Regions from separate parts of the Homo sapiens genome. Here region 2 is linked to region 1. A link is an interaction called in ENCODE POLR2A ChIA-PET data of the cell type or tissue named here. Cell type or tissue: MCF 10A. All regions are shown on one strand.

Evidence for each region. Peaks named below come from ENCODE experiments on the same cell type or tissue, not always from the same donor. Only the 100,000 strongest peaks of a DNase experiment are listed, where the experiment ranks them.
Region 2: POLR2A ChIA-PET joins it to region 1 with 11 read pairs; 7 of 35 experiments call an interaction of 5 or more read pairs at or near these places.

Annotation. Positions count from the first base shown.
Region 1 is chr1:28,234,784-28,237,283 of GRCh38, forward strand. It overlaps ATP5IF1 (ATP synthase inhibitory factor subunit 1), which reads left to right and starts at 1,341. Exons shown (of 3, transcript NM_016311.5): 1 at 1,341-1,487; 2 at 1,578-1,669. The coding sequence starts at 1,401. RefSeq lists enhancers at 240-746, 1,540-1,599 and a silencer at 579-803. In MCF 10A, no CTCF peak of the experiment used is centred here; a DNase peak (open chromatin) is centred at 1,248.
Region 2 is chr1:28,064,724-28,067,223 of GRCh38, forward strand. All of the region lies in intron 1 of EYA3 (EYA transcriptional coactivator and phosphatase 3), which reads right to left. Among named protein-coding and RNA genes, the nearest start is that of EYA3, 23 kb to the right of the region's middle. In MCF 10A, no CTCF peak of the experiment used is centred here; a DNase peak (open chromatin) is centred at 1,398.

The sequences.
Region 1 (2,500 bases):
ATTACAGGCATGTGCCACCACGCCTAGCTAATTTATTTTTTATTTTTATTTATTTATTTTTGAGACAGTTTCTCTCTTGTTGACCAGGCTGGAGTGCAATGGCGTGATCTCAGCTCACTGCACCCCCTGCCTCTCAGGTTCAAGCGATTCTCCTGCCTCAGCCTCCCGAGTAGCTGGGATTACAGATATGCGCCACCATGCCCAGCTAATTTTTCATATTTTTTTTTTAGTAGAGATGGGGTTTCTCCATGTTGGTCAAGCTGGTCTCGAATTCCCAACCTCAGGTGATCTGCCCGCCTCGGCCTCCCAAAGTGCTGGGATTACAGGTGTGAGCCACCGCGCCTGGCCTGCTCTTTTCTACTGCATTGCACCACATTGCCAAAAGTGCAGTTATTAAGCCCATTCAACAATATGTTGCTAACGAAAAAAACAAACTAAAATATTTTTAAAAGGTTTATTCTGAGCCAAGATGAGTGACCATAGCTTGGGGAAACACAGCCTCAAGAGGTCCTAGGAAACTGTGCCTGAGGTGGTCAAGTTATAATTTGGGTTTTCTTTTTTTTTTTTTTGTTTTGAGACGGAGTCTCGCTTTGTCACCAGGCTGGAGTGCAGTTGCGCAATCTCGGCTCACTGCAACCTCCGCCTCCCGGGTTCAAGCCAATTCTCCTGTCTCAGCCTCCTGAGTAGCTGCGATTACAGTCGCGTGCCACCGCACCCGGCTGATTTTTGTATTTTTAGTAGAGACGGGGTTTCCCCATGTTGGCCAGGCTGGTCTCGAACTCCGGACCTCAGGTGATCCACCCACTTCGGCCTCCCAAAGTGTTGGGATTACAGGCGTGAGCCACCGCGCCCAGCCAGAACACTGACACTTCTCATAACAAATGAACGCGATTTATGTATATCTAAGCCAGGGCACATTGGACGTCGGTATCCTGGACATCAGCATCCTGGACACAGCTCCCAAACCCCGAATTCCCCCATTTTATTGATGCTAGCAGGCCAGGGAAGGGAAAACTTCCTTTGGGCTTTGAATAATAACGACTTTAGAATTGAAATCGTGGGCTGGAGGTGGACGCCACGCCTCATTCTGATGGGTCCAAGAGCCGAAATTTCGGCTTCTGGCACTCTCCTCACTCAGCTCTCTAAACTCCTCCATCATTCCTCTTTCCAGTCCTTTGGCCCTAAGCCCTTGCTAGCGGTTGGCTAAGAAGAAACCCGTCTCTTGCTCGGGATTCGCTGTGAGCTCCGGGAAGCCCGCCTCCGCTCTCCCGTGATTCGCTACTCCTGTGTTCATCCGCCCCTCCGTCGACCAGATTGGGTGCTTGGCCGTCCCTGCCATTAGCGCGTAACGAGAGACTGCTTGCTGCGGCAGAGACGCCAGAGGTGCAGCTCCAGCAGCAATGGCAGTGACGGCGTTGGCGGCGCGGACGTGGCTTGGCGTGTGGGGCGTGAGGACCATGCAAGCCCGAGGCTTCGGCTCGGATCAGGTACGCTGCGGCAGTGTCCGCTGCTCCAGCCCCGCGGGCGGATCCCATCTTTGCTTCCGTACCTTTACCAGTGTCCCTGTCTCTCTGCAGTCCGAGAATGTCGACCGGGGCGCGGGCTCCATCCGGGAAGCCGGTGGGGCCTTCGGAAAGAGAGAGCAGGCTGAAGAGGAACGATATTTCCGGTGAGGCTCACCGGGTCCCAAGTCCAGCCCTGGATCTCCCAATGGCCTTCCAATCCTTAAACTGCCAATCGCCCCACCCGTTCCTACCTGGTGCCTTGGGCGCCCCATCCCCCAACAGAACTCCCGGGCCCCAATCCAGTATACCCTAACCCTTGATGTCCCGACCGTTGCCACGTATAGGGCACTCCCAGTTACCTGCACAACAGTTTCAGGCCCCCAAACCGTTTCCACCGGCGGGTCTCCAAAACAACCCACGGCTCAACTCCTCCTTTATCATTACCATCTCCCGCGTGGAGTTCTCCTCAGGTCGTGCGAAACACCCCCAGATTCTTCGCACAGTGTCTAGATCCGACCGCCCAACGTTTGCCTCCCAGCCTGACTCCCTCGGCCCTTACCCACCTGTCACCCCCTCTACGCTCTCCTTCCTCGCCAGCACGCCTTAGCTTTGCAAGCCTGCATGCATTCAGGCTTCTCAGGTGTTTCTAGACCCCCGACTCCGCAAGAGTGAGGATGATGGGAGCTGGTCATGGGAGCTACTTATGGTTGGACACCATCTTCTAAAGGCTTTTGCCCTACTCAGCCCAACCTAGACCTGTAGATTTCCCTCTCCTGCTTAGGAGTATGGAGTGGGCTGGGCCTCCCTTTGCCAGCCTTGAGTTATCTTTAACTGACTTCTGTCCACTCTGGAGAGCAGTGAGGAATTAATCTTGCTTTTGCTTGTCCTTTGGCCTTTCACTTCTGCCTTCTGTTGAGAATTATCACCATGACACCTGCCATACCGTATAGAGAGCCAAGGTACAGCCGTTAGAGACTATCTAATTGAGCCCCTAC
Region 2 (2,500 bases), 170 kb before region 1:
GCAATCCTCCCACCTCAGCCTCCCAAGCAGCTGGGACTACAGGCATGTGCCACTGCATCCAGCTCCAAGTAATTTTTATATTCACTATCTCATCAAATTTTGTCTCCACAACTAAGACGCAGGTGGTATTATCATCCTCATGCTACAAACAAGGAAACTGGGATTCAGAGATTTAAACAATTTGTCCAAGAGTAACAGCAATAATGTTGCAGGTTGAAGTGAAAATACCTTAAATAAAGAGACTAGATAATAGTGATGATGACTGCAGATCATTGTAAATGTACTTAATTCCACTGAATTGTATACAGTAGTCTCCCCTTCCAAGGGGGGGATACACTGCAAGACCCCCAGTTGACCCCTGAACCCACAGATGGTACCCATATAGACTGTCTTTTTTCCTATACATATATACCTATGATAAATTTTAACTCAGCAGTTTTCACACACTGTGTGGCCAAAACCTGGAGTTTGAGGTGTGACAGAAAAACTAGCATGAATTTCTTTTCCTTCTTCAAAAGTTCATGGACAGAAGATTAGTTCTTACCATAGATTTTTTTTCTTTCTTTTTGAGATGGAGTCTCTCCCTGTCACCAGGCTGGAGTGCAGTGGTGAGATCTCAGCTCACTGCAACCTCCGCCTCCTGGGTTCAAGCGATTCCCCTGCCTCAGCCTCCTGAGTAGCTGGGACTACAGATGCGTGCCACCACGCCCAGCTAATTTTTGTATTTTTAGTAGAGACGGGGTTTCAGCATGTTGACCAGGATAGTCTGGATCATGATCCGCCCGCCTCGGCCTCCCAAAGTGCTGGGATTACAGGTGTGAGCCACAACACCCAGCCCTACCGTAGATCTTAACAATCTCAGCATATGATTTTTTTTCTTTCCTTATTTAGTGGAGAACTTTTACCTTTTCACTTAATGCACTTCTCTTTGGTGTATCTGTATTGCCAGCAACACTACTCTTGCTCTTCAGGGCCATTAAGTAAAATAAGAGTTACTCAGGCTGGGTGCAGTGGCTCATGCCTGTAATCCCAGCACTCTGGGAGGCCGAGGCGGGCGGATCATGAGGTCAGGAGTTCAAGGCCAGCCTGGCGAACATGGTGAAACCCCATCTCTACTAAAAATACAAAAATTAGCTGGGCATGGTGGCGCATGCCTGTAATCCCAGATACTCAAGAGGCTGAGGCAGGAGAACTGCTTGAACCAGGACCCGGGAGGCGGAGGTTGCAGTGAGCTGAGATCACGCCATTGCACTCCAGCCTGGGCAAGAGTGAAACTCTGTCTCAAAAAAAAAAAACAAAAAAGAGTTACTCGAACACACAAGTACTGCAGATACCTCAACAAATGATCTGATAACCAAGACGGCTCCTAAGTGAGTAACAGGCGGGAAGTGTCTACAACATGAATATGTTGGATAAAGGGATGATTCATGACCCAGGCAGGAAAGAGCAAAATGGAGAGAGACTTCATCACACTACTCAGATCAGTGCACAATTTTAAACTGATGAATTATTTGCCTGTGAAATTTTCCATTTAATATTTTCAGACCAAGGTTGATAGAAGGTAACTAAAACCGCCAAAAGCAAAACTACAGATGGTGGGGGTACTACCTTACTTAAAAATGGTTAAAACAGTTAATTTTATCTTACGTATATTTTACAATAAAAAATACAAAAAAAACCCTAAGAGATTAGAAATGCCAAAAAAAGATCAAATCTATAAAGTATTTAAAATATGAAATAAATGGAGAAAAAATCAGTATTTAGAAAACATTGTCAGAAAAACTGAATACCAACATGCAAAAAATATCCACATCAACATATGCTGTAAGTAATTATAAATATATTAAAAAACTAAACATTCAAAAAACTTTGGAGAAAACAGAACAGTAAGCTTATCTCACTATGGAAAAGAGATGAATTTATGGTCAATTCAAAGAAAGCATAAACAAGAATTTGACAAATCCAATTATGTAAAATAAACTTTCATGCAATGAAAAAAACAAATCTAAGATTAAAATATTATAAATTCAGGCAATATCTGCAAGAATTATGATAAATAAAACAATGTTTATAATATAAACCAAACCAATTCAACATTTCCCGATCATCTATTATTAGGGAGCAAACAATGACTAACTCATAAACCTGTCAAAGGATAAAAACAGGCAGTTTAAACCACAGAGATTCAATCGGCACTTGAGAAAAAAGACTGTCTCACTACTAATTGGAGAAATATAAATTGCAATATTCTTAAGATACGACTTCATACATATTAAGCTACCAAAAAAAATCTAAACAATAAAACCAAGTGTTATCTGGGTTATGAGAAGATAAAGACATATTCAGTCAGGCACAGCTGTAAAATCATATGTGTCTTCAGACTGTTCCTGGATAAAGTATAAAAGAGGTCATAAGATTGGCCACAGCCTAATCTGAATAATTTTTCTTAGGTGCTCACCCAAGAATTACATACAGGGGGGAAAGAAGCAAACTCTACTTT